Regions from separate parts of the Homo sapiens genome. Here regions 1 and 2 are each linked to region 3. The links are chromatin contacts, found by Hi-C or POLR2A ChIA-PET in ENCODE. All regions are on one chromosome and are shown on one strand. Each heading gives the region's core, a stretch centred on a gene start or an enhancer-like site at or near the end of the contact. The rest is flanking DNA. Distances are from core to core; before and after follow the strand shown.

Region 1 (3,535 bases), core at 349-2,848, 440 kb after region 3:
TTAATGATAATATCATTTCTTTAATGATAAAGTAAGTCTGAAACTCAGGACACAAATCTGGATCTTCTCACTCCAGATCTTCTCACTCCAAATCCTATACTCTTTGCAGGATGTTTTGGTGTCTCTTATGATGACACATGATTGAAGAAATACCACAAAGATCTACTTGTATGAAAACATTGTTCCCTTTTCTGTGGAGTCCCTGCACCTGGGGTTTAATGCTCTGTGGCTGCTGTCTTAAAACTTCAATAATTTTATATTTGATTTTGTGTTTTGCAAGTGAAGTCTGATAGGACAACGGAGCATTTGCTGGAGACATGGGGCCTAGACTTACCCAAAGTGCTGCCTCCCTACCTCCCCTGGACAGGTTCTCTGGCTGCCTGCTCTCCAGCCCCTGGTGCCCTAGGCCTGCCCTGCTATCTCCTTCCTAGTCTTACCTATGACCAGTGCCGCCCTTTGCCTGGGCCAGGAACCAGGTCCCGGGTGCAGGTGCAAGGAGGGCCAGAATCTGGTGCATGCCCTGTGGTATCTCAGGGCAGGACAAGGTGGCAGCTGTCTCCATCACAAGCTTGACACCATTTCACATTGTGAAATGACACAATCCATTTCACAGGTGACTTGGTGGAATCCTCTTGAACACACCCGATCCAGGCACTGAGCATATATTGACATGAAAGTGACAGTCCTTTGGGGTTGCCTGTTGCCCCGGGGTTGGGATGCTGACCATGGGGCCCTGCATTTTCATTTTGCACTAGACCTTGCACATTATATAGCTGACCTTGCCTGAGATTCCCAACTAAAGCCACTATGCTGAATTATATAACAGGGCCATCCCCATTGTCTCCAGAAGTTCTTTCTTTTTGACACATAGATTTACCTAGAAGGTATGGAAGGATCCTGGGTAACTCCTTTATCTGTCTTCCACTACCACATTAGTATGGATCGATTCATGATTTTGCTAATTGTGATCAAAGAAGGCAACTTAGTCTGATCCTGAGGAAATCCAGGGCTGTCAGATTTCTGCAAGTAAACTCATGATAACAAATCCTGAGTGATAGAGGCAGTCTGGGCCAAATTGCAAGGCTGAGGCAGAATAGCTAGAGGACCTCAGAGGATCCTGGCTGGAAAAGGCAAATGAGACACAGTGAAGTGCCCCAGGCATGCTGTGCAAGGAGAGGAAACACAAGAGTGGAGGGAAAGGGGATAGGCAAAAAGGGAATTCTCCTTTGCCTGACGACTTTGCTTGGGCTGAGCTTTGCTTTGAAGATTCTTAACCTTGAGGAAAATGGCGGCTGGAAGGTGAGGTGTGTATCAGCAGTGTTTATAGGCACAAATCTAAAAGAATCTTTGAAGTTTGCCTGGTAATTTTGCATATTCTTCTATGACAAGTAGTTGTAGCTCTATTGGTATTATGTTACCCCTCACACAAAAACAAGCCACTCAGAGTAACTTATAGACACATAATTGTGCCAGACTTCTGGTGTTTTTCTACTTCAGTATCAAGAAGAAAAATAAGCAGGAGGACTAGAAATTGAAACTAGAAGTTGTGGTTGCTATACCACTATTCAAAACCACTATTTTACTTCCTTTTGTATAGCCATACTTTCACAGACAAGGCATTACTGTTTTTAGCAAAAAGGTGTTTTGAGTTGGATCATGTTTCCGCCCCCAAGAAATTTATATGTTGCGTTGTGAACCCACAGTAACTGAGAATGTAACATTATCTGGAGATAGGGTCATCACAGAGTAATTGCTTAAGATGAGGTTATACTGGAGTAGGGTGTGTCCCGAATTTAATATGACTGGTGTCCTTAAAAAACTGGGAAATTTGGACACAGAGATACATACACACAGGGGAAATACCATGGGAAGATTGGAGTTCTGCTCCCACAGCAAAGGAACTACCAGAAGCTAGGAGAGAGGTCTGGAACAGATCCTTCCTTAGTGCCTTCAGAGGGAGTATGGCCATGCTGAGGCCTTGGTTTTTTACTCCTAGTGTCCAAAACTATGAGACAATACATTTCTGTTGTTTAAGCCACTCAATCTGTTTGGTGTGTTGTATTGCAGCCCCAGAAAAGTAATATAGTAGGCAGAAGTATTGCTGAATCTGTAAGATAAGAAGTCTTGTTTCATAAAGATTCTCCATTTTATTAGGAAGTGACTGATTCAAACAAGAGAAAAGAAACAGGAACCATGTGTCACTAAGGTATACAGAATAAACCAGCAATTTCAATAATATAATCCGCCAGTAGATGACTCAAAGAACCCTAAATCTTTCTATTTTAGTTACAGTTCTTAAAGAATCACAGAACCCTCTGTCTGAAATGGACAAAGAAATCCAGTACTCCTGTCCTCTCTATTTCCAATAGACATAAATATATTGAATATTTCCCATGAAAAGATTCTATGATCCTTCTCAGAAATTTTTCTTGCTGGTCATTTGGACTTAGTTATTCCATATCTACAGTTTATACACATTTTCTCCCCAAAATGATTCAAGGCAGTTGATGACCCTATTTCTCTCTAGTCTGGAAAGTCATAGCCATGTTGGTGGCTGGATCAATAATACAATCTTCATTAAACCATTTACAGGGACCAATGTGACTCTTCTTGCTATAAAACCAGGTAATGATTATAGGAGATGTCTTGATATTGGATTTAATTCAACTTTATTGAATCATATATTAAAACAAACACAATGGGAAGATTCAGGGAGAGAAGGCAAGATGCATAAAGCCTCCGTATTTTCCAGTTCATGCAGCAGCAACTAGACTCCTCCCGTTCGAGTCTCTCCCTTTATTAATGAGATGTGCAGAGCCCCAGACCACAGCTGAGCAACTATGTTACTTGAAGATAATCAATATATAAAGTTAGGATATAAAGGAGCTAGATTCTTAACATCATTCCTTCACAGCAGCTGGAGATTATCGTTGCTTCCCACCCTGCTTAAAACATTTATAGCTAGCAATCATTAAAATAATACATTTGAATCTGCCCTTAAATCATGAGTTTTATTGTCTTCCCCCTCTGAAGCTTAGCCTTGAGGCTCACTGCAGTGGGAATGAGAGAATAGTTACTTGACTTCTTTAATCATGAAACTAGGCTTGGGCTACAGTTTATTACCTAAATTCCTTTAGCATATCAAGAACCAAGCCTACTCACCTGAGATCATCGCGCCTGCCATAGTGCAGAGAAAATGTCCTTTTCTTGTGTGACAGCCAGCCCGTGAAGCTTGCAGCACTGGCTTGGATAAAGATACAGTGTTACCAGTGATTTTTAACCCAGAGTCCCATTTTCATAACTAATGTTTTGTAATACCTCCTTTCTAATTCTGAAATGAAAGTCATAGGTAACAGAAATTATCTCTACATATAATTTTCAAAAGTCAACATAATAACCTAAGCCTAATACAAAAGAGACATAGAGGGAAAGCAATTTGTTATAAAATAATAAGTCTTTCAATGTGTAAATGCCTGGGCATGTCTAGACTAGAAGATATAATGAAGCAGTTAGATGCTTCTCTCTTATAATGAAA
Region 2 (3,748 bases), core at 1,012-3,511, 470 kb after region 3:
CTCGGCTCACTGCAACCTCCGCCTCCCAGGTTCAATTGGATTATTTCGTTTTTATACAGATATGTTTAATATTTGTTTTACCGACATGCACATTTCATCTTGACTCTAATTCTAATTTTTCAAAGATTGTCTAAACTTACTCTGTTAGCAAGCAATTTTGAGGACCCTCTGGTACTGACCACTTTGCATTCGAATATAAATAACACTACATTTGCTCACAAAACATACTTTTGTGTGTTTTTTTTTTTTTTTTTTTTTTTTTTTTTTTACTCACACCTGGTCAGCAAACAACTGATATATCTGAAGCAAAGCTTTTTCAGGGTTAGAACAATTTAGACTTGCATATTCATTTTTAAGCCTATGATAAATATGTTTATTACATAAAAGTAGGAAAAGATCCTCTGAAAATGCAGAAAATATTTTACCTCACATTTTACCACGCAGAGGTCTCCAGTGTAGATATTTGCATGTTTCTTTCAGTCTTTTTTCACTGCATTTTTTGGAGTGACATTGAGCTTTATTAGTGTATACCATTTTCATATTATTACAGCCTTCTTACTGCGTTTCAAAATTTTTCTGCTTATTAAAGTTTTATATACTTAATTTACAAATTTTGCAAAGTATACAAAAGAATAAAATAAAAATCATTCATAATTGCACTGTTACAGCCCACTGTTAAAATATCACATTTCAAAATACTTCTTTTTTGTTGCTTAAGCATATTCCATACAACTAAATTTTATATAAAATGTGATTTTTATTGGCTGCATAACAAACACTATCACAGAAGTATCATAACTTATTTTACATTAATTTATAAACTGTGGCATTTCATATTTTAGTTTCACGTTGGGTGATGCCTCTTAACTATGGGACAGATATATATGATCATACCACTTATGTGACTAGTTAAAGATCACGTTTCTATCCCTTTCTTGTCATCCCCTAGAATCAAGCTGCTGCAATCCCCGGAGACCTAATGCAAACGCTTCACCTCCTGGACCCAAGCCATCCCGCCCCCCGCCCCCGCCTCTCCCGTAGCTGGGACCACAGGCACGCGCCATCCTGCCCGGCTAATTTTTTTTTATTTGGTTGAGAGGGCGTTTTGCCATGTTGCCAGGCTGGTCTCTAACTCCTGGGCTTAAGCGATCCTCCCGCTTTGACCTCCCGAAGTGCTGGGATTACAAACACCAGCCACTGCGCCTGGCCCAACATTTTTAAAGTAACAAATGTATCAATTTACAAACTTTCCTTTGGATTTTGAAAACTGAACTTTTTCTCTTCTAAACAAAGTCTATCTACTGAACTTCAGTTTTTTCAGGACCCCGCACAATGGCAGCTTAAGTTGGACCAACTGGAAAGGTTTTCAGTGGATCTTGGGGAGGATCGGAGACAAGGCGAATGGGCTTTATTCTCTTAAAATTTCCTGACGGGCGGTGGACACATATTTGCTTGATGTCACCAAGAGCAAGAATTACGTTCCAGGAGCTGGGAGGAAACAACGGAGGCGGCTCTCTCGCCCCCAAGAAGCGGCCCTTGGTTGGCAGAATTTGACAGATGACTGGGATCTTCGAGGATTTTCCAAGCAGGATCGGGGCGCAGAAGAGGAGGGAAAGTGCGTGAGCCCACGTGACCCAACTCCACTTTCAAGTTTGAGAAGCGGAGCTGCCAGGATAAATACCCATCTGCTACCAATAGATGCTTTCCCTCCCTTGGGCCTGATAAAAGAATCCCCAAGTTCCGGGAGGCATGCTTCGAAAATTGTTGGCAGGAAAAAAATGTTCAACTTTTGCCATTTAGCAATGCACTGACAGCCTTTTGGGGATCATCACTACTTATGGCTCATACATCTGCCCACCGCTTCCTAAGTCCTCTCCCAACCCTCCCCGAGTTTCAGTTCCACTGAACAGAGAACAGCGAGAGCAACAGTTTGGTGGCCGAGCAGCCCGTCTCCGTGGGCGCGCACGCCGCATCGCGGGCCTCACACCTCACTTTGGGCTTCGGCTCTCGGTCGGCCCGAGACTCCGGCCGCGGCCCTGGTGTCCCCCGCCCCGGTTCCCTCCCCTCGGACACGGCCCTCGCGCCGGCGGCCCCGGTCCCCTCCCCACCGGCCGCGGCGGGCACAGCGCGTCGCCTACCCACAGGCGGGGGCGCCGGCCGGGCGCATGCGCGCGGCGCTCCCGGGCGTGCCGGCCACACTCCCCCCACCCACTCGGTGAGCTTGTCACTTCCTGCCCTCGCCCCATCTCCGTCCGGGGTCAGTCAGTCGCTCCCTGTCGCTGCCGGAGAGTCTCTGCTTCCCCCTTCCTACGCGCTCCGCGGCGGTAGCTCGGGCTCTCCGGAGGAGGGGGCGACAGAGTAAAAGAGAGGCTGACTTAATAAAGTTTCCTGAAACAACAACTACCACCGAAAAGGCCCAAGGTTGGGGGAGACCCCCATTTTTCTCCGCCCCTCTCCTAAAGCCTGAGGGACCGTTGCAGGTGGAGCGGCGCTGGTGGGACCCGGGTTGCGGCGGCAGCCGTTGCCCCGGCGAGGGAAGCCTCAGGTCCTGCCCGCTCCGGTTCCGGCTCCTTCGGTGGTGGCGGCGGCAGCTGCTGCCGGGCGGTTCCTCCTGTCAACTGCCTCCGCCCGCGCGCCTCCCGCCTAGCCACACAGCGCGGAGGACGCCGTGAGCCGCCGCCGCAGTCGTCTCGGCCCGCGGAGGGACGTGGTGAGCTGTGGCGCTTCCGCGTCAGCGCCGGCGGGGACTCTTTGGGAGCGCGTCGGGCCCGAGTCCGGGTTCCCCCGCGTGGTCAGCGGAGGCTGCGCCAGGTGGGGCCCGCAGCCGCCTCCCACGCCAGGCTGTCCCCGCGGCCGCCCGGCCTGCCTTCCTTCCTTCCGCCCGCCCGCCGGCCCGCCCTAAGAGTTGAGTAAGTTGGGCGCACTTGGTTGTGGGGACGGGGTCTCCGCCAGGGAGACCCCAACGCACGTGCGTAGCGGGAGGGCGCGGCGTGGGCCAGCAGCCGGCGGGAGCGGCACCTCCGTAGTCCCGGAGCCCGGCGGTGCCCGCCGCGCTCTGCGCTCCGTTTCCGCGCGCCCGCCCGGGACGGCGAGGCCGCAGCCGCCCGCGCTGCCGGCCAGGCCTTCGCCCTGCGCTGCGCACCCGAGGCTGCGTTTCCGGGTAGGGCGATGAACCTGTGTGGGGAGTTTGGGCTGCAGGAGGGTTTGTGCGTCTTTCTGTTTTCTTTTCGAGAGGGAGGTGCGGGTCCGTGGAGGGAAAGCGGAGAGCTGATGATGGGAACGTATCTGGAAAATGCAGCCAGTGCCCCCCAGGAAGTTCAGGGCGAGTGACGGGTTTGTGCTTCTTTCAACAGCCACGCCGCAATGAAGAGCTTCTTACAGTGAAAGCAAAGTAGGTCGAGTCCACTGAAAATGCCTTTAAGGGACAAATACTGTCAGACTGACCACCATCATCACGGATGCTGTGAACCAGGTAGACCCCTCTTCGTCCGCAGTTGCTTTGCCCTCCATCAGAGCCACTCTGCCTTCTCTTTTTTTCTAGCTTTTTTTCCTCCTGCCCCAGTAGTCATTCTTAAGCAGGCTATGATATTCCCTAGCATAAGCCAGTTATGAAGCTAAAAGCTTGTACAAACAAGAGGTCTCCCCTGCTTGATCCCTTAAAAAAAAGTACTGCAAGTGTCACCTTAAATCATTTCCACAAGATCAGTCGCTCAGTCTTTTTTCTTTCTTTTTCAAGGCATCCTGCAGT
Region 3 (3,815 bases), core at 262-2,761:
ACTTAGATTTTAATTTTGGGCATCACTATTTTTTGTAAGTGCTCCAGGTGAGTCTATCAAGTTTTATGAAAAACTACCCAGACAGAAAACTTCAGCTAATACTACTCTCCTCAAGAAATCAAGGGCCAAGAATGATGTAACACAACCTAAGGCCCCAGAATCATAAATGTGTCATATCACCTGGCCTTCCCAAAGAACACGACCCTGAGAATTCTGGGAAGGGAATAGAGCAAACTTTGGTATTATTTCAGGAACAGCAAACTCATTCCTATTGGTTCTATTTAGGTCACAGGAAGCCAACCAATCAGTTGTGGTAGCAACCAGAGAAAAGATTCCTCCTCTTTGTCTCTGCAGAATAGAACTGCCAACTGGCCATGCTGTACTTCCTAGGCAGCTGTGATGACAAGAGCCCCCTGCAAAACGTAGACATTAAGTAGGGGTGGGGAAGGGTGGCTCTCTGTGTCTCTGGGAAATAAGGATAAATAAGCTAACTTGTGGCCATTATGACAAAACCAAGCCTACATATCCATATTATTGGCTTGACATTAAACATCACTTAACAACAAAACAAAACCACCCCCCCATGCAAACACATATCCCAAGACAGAAAATTACATAATGGCATCTGGAATGATCTGCTCTGACAGTGAAAGCAGAACCAGCCAAACCAATGAGGTCTAGAAAGGTCCAAAATGGAGAGAGGCAGCCCCAGAGAGTCATTTTCACATCCCCTGTAGTTTATGTAAATGCAGGTATACATAAACAACGTTTTGTTCAGAGGAAGAAACTGAAGTAATAGTCTAGATTCTAGACGACCATCATTCTACTCAGAGAAATACCACGCCACTGCTAACTGGAAGTATAACTACGTTCTTCTACCAAATCTAATCATTCTAGATAAGAACAAATTTGTCAGAAGATACTTGTTTCAGCACATGTTGCTTTTTAGGGTAGAAGGTCAAAATAAGTTTTATTTCATATTGGTCAGAAAGGAAAAAGACGTCCAGGAAGAGGAATTCCACTACCTGTCCATTATGGTTTATGGCCTACATACTAGCCAGCTGGCATCACAGGAGCAGGAGAGTGGTGTTTTTGTTCCCTAGAGTCCATTAGCAACTGGACCAAACCCAATGTCAGTGTTGCTAAGGTCCAGATTGTGGCAGCTGCTTTAGATCTGCACTGCATAAACAAAGTACAGAACTTCTGCAGGTAAAAGCTCTAGAAATGAGACCCCACGCCAGGCCTCAGACTTGGAAGAGGAGGACAGCTTGGGCCAGACCCCAGTGAGTGCCCAAGCCTTCTTGGAGGGACTTTTGGAGCTCCTATTGCCTAGAGAGACAGTGGCTAGGGCACTGAGGCATCTGGGGGCCCGAGGAGGAGGCAAAGGGAGCAGCAAGGGGCCTGGGTGACCCAGTTCCCCGCAGTGCCCGGACCGGCTCTCCGAATTGGCCGACCAGATGGTGGCCCAGGGAAACCTTGGCATGTACCAGGAAACGAGGGAACAGTTGGCCATGCGGCTGAAGGGTTTGGGGTGCCAGGCCCTAGGGACCCCACAATCCCACACCCCCACACTCCCTAGACATGTTCGCTGAGGAAGTGGCAGAGGGGGAACTGGAGACCCCAACCCCTACCCAGAGAGGAGAAGCAGAGTTGCCAGGAGATGGTCTGGTGGATGTGATGTGGGAATATAAGTGGGAGAACCCGGGGGATGCCGAGCTGCATGGGCCCTTCACCAGCGACCAGATGCAGACCTGGGTGAGCGAAGGCTACTTTCCTGATGGTGTTTACTGCCGGAAGCTGGACCCCCTTCGTGGTCAGTTCTACAACTCCAAACGCATTGACTTTGACCTCTACACCTGAGACTGCTGGGGACCTAGTTTGGTGGGCCCTTCTTTCCTGAACTTTGTGGAGGAGGTCCAAGTGTCTCAGGCAGTGAGGAAGTTGGAGGCCATTTTTCAGTCAATTTCCCTTTCCCAATAAAAGCCTTTAGTTGTGGGGCCTTGGCTGTGCTGATGGCCAGAAGCGAGGGAACCTCTCCACAGCCCCTTTGGACTCGCCTTGGTCCCTGAGTGTTTGCTCTTATGAAAATCCTCCTTGGAGGTGCCTGTCAGGGGTCCCGTGGCCTCCCTGCCTGGACTCTGCTTGCCAAGTAAACACCCCCAACTGTGCTACGAAGAAAAAAAAAGAAACCTCACTTACAAAACTAAGTGAAAACAAAAATACATTTTTAAAAAAGTGTTCTTTGGGAGGGCGAGGCGGGCGGATCACGAGGTCAGGAGATGGAGACCATCCTGGCCAACATGGTGAAACCCCGTCTCTGCTTTAAAAAAAAAAAAAAAAAAAAAAATTAGCCGGGGGCGGTGGCGGGCGCCTGTAGTCCCAGCTGCTCGGGAGGTTGAGGCAGGAGAATGGTGTGAACCTGGGAGGCAGAGCTTGCAGTGAGCTGAGATAGGACCACTGCACTCCAGCCTGGGCGGAAGAGTGAGACTCCATCTCAAAAAAAAAAAAAAAAAAAAAAAAAAAGTGTTGACATTTTTCCTAAGAATTGGAAACCAGAATATTTTTTAACTTAATGATTCATAGTTCTAGTACAAGCAATAAATAGGTCCAGCAAAAGTTTAAGGGCTTTGAAATTCTCTCCTTCTCTTTGGAAAGGAAGGGGTATTTTTGGTTTCTTGCTTTGAAAGACAGTAAGCCACTACAAAGACTCTGTGGTTAACCTTCACTCAATGATCTGATCTTTCCACAGCTGCAGAGGGTGCTAAGTGACACAAGAAGCAATATAAACATTTCAGAGGGAAATTTCTGAAAAAGTGGTGACAGGAATAAATGAATTGTTTAGTTGCTTCTTGGTGTAAAAAAAAGAAAAGGTGATTTTGTAGTCAATGCCAAAATGATCCCTTTTTCATTGGGAAGGAAGAGGGATGGTATGAGAACTGTAATATAGTTCCCATTGCTACTGACCTAATGCGTGATGGCTTATAAACCACATTTTAAACACAATAGATAAAGCAACAGTCTGCTGAATCCCAGTTTATATGTAAGCAGATATATTAGAAAGTCAGAAGACTCCATGTAAAACCAACAATGGAAATCTGATAGAAGGCAGTCCACCTCCCTTTATGAAGCTAATGCTCTTAAACATCTCCCAATCCTACCATACATACTCACCTCCAAGATCGCAATATTTGCTAAATCCTTCCAAGTTCCTTTTGTTTCCCTGTTTAAAACACATTTTCACTAAAGGCAGAAAAATTAACTAAGGCATCACAGCAGGAAGGGCCATTCTAAAAGCTCCATGGACTATGGCTTTGAGTAAGCCTTTTCAGGTGGGGGTAGAGTAAAAACATTTCCAAAAACACTAATTTGGTAGCCCTGTGCCTTTTCATCACCTCAGATAAACAGGTAAAGTAGATAGCTAGCATACCCAGGGAAGTAGCTGGCTAGCACACCTCTTGATTTGAAAGGTATCCAATATACTGTTTTTATTAAAGAATAAATTGTGTGCCTACTAAATGGTAAATATGTGTTAAGCTTCCTGAAACATTAAGCATTACTCATGCATATCCATTACTTCTACCTGTATGCAAGTACTTATCAATCATTACTGTCTTAAGGAAACAGTATACATTCAATACTTAGGGGGAAAATGAATGCAATTGCCGTCATGAAAACTGAAAAAGTGATGTGAGGAGACTAATACAAACCAAAGTGCCTCCAATGGAACAATAAAATGCCCTAGTACCACAGAGTCCTCAACCATAATCCAATGAGGCATTTTGTTTTGTTTTGTAAATTAAACCTTGGGTAGCTAC

Evidence for each region. Hi-C counts contacts between places; a loop is a spot of excess contacts on that map. ChIA-PET counts read pairs that join two places held with the same protein, here RNA polymerase II (POLR2A). Pooled maps may share reads with other maps.
Region 1: a loop to region 3 is called in a map of naive thymus-derived CD4-positive, alpha-beta T cell, with 2.7 times the contacts of the local background. The contact joins two enhancer-like sites. A Hi-C loop is called at or near these places in 1 of 168 maps with a recorded cell type or tissue (naive thymus-derived CD4-positive, alpha-beta T cell) and 3 of 50 pooled maps. POLR2A ChIA-PET finds 5 or more read pairs at or near these places in 2 of 52 experiments (activated T-cell and naive thymus-derived CD8-positive, alpha-beta T cell).
Region 2: a map of naive thymus-derived CD4-positive, alpha-beta T cell shows a loop between it and region 3 (4-fold over the local background). The contact joins the promoter of ZNF800 here to the enhancer-like site in region 3. A Hi-C loop is called at or near these places in 1 of 168 maps with a recorded cell type or tissue (naive thymus-derived CD4-positive, alpha-beta T cell) and 8 of 50 pooled maps. POLR2A ChIA-PET finds 5 or more read pairs at or near these places in 1 of 52 experiments (activated T-cell).

What each region holds. Positions count from the first base shown.
Region 1 is chr7:127,412,179-127,415,713 of GRCh38, reverse strand. No RefSeq gene overlaps it. Among named protein-coding and RNA genes, the nearest start is that of ZNF800, 21 kb to the right of the region's middle. Within about 2 kb of position 1,598, at least 4 of the 41 ENCODE cell types and tissues checked have a DNase peak (open chromatin) inside an H3K27ac peak, as active enhancers do.
Region 2 is chr7:127,391,221-127,394,968 of GRCh38, reverse strand. ZNF800 (zinc finger protein 800) reads left to right here and starts at 2,261. Exons shown (of 6, transcript NM_176814.5): 1 at 2,261-2,909; 2 at 3,354-3,472. The coding sequence starts at 3,412. RefSeq lists enhancers at 1,462-1,591, 2,332-2,461, 2,306-2,806 and silencers at 1,902-2,301, 2,702-3,101.
Region 3 is chr7:127,855,892-127,859,706 of GRCh38, reverse strand. All of the region lies in intron 12 of SND1 (staphylococcal nuclease and tudor domain containing 1), which reads right to left. It also overlaps the pseudogene LOC100196944. Among named protein-coding and RNA genes, the nearest start is that of SND1-IT1, 140 kb to the left of the region's middle. Within about 2 kb of position 1,511, at least 2 of the 41 ENCODE cell types and tissues checked have a DNase peak (open chromatin) inside an H3K27ac peak, as active enhancers do.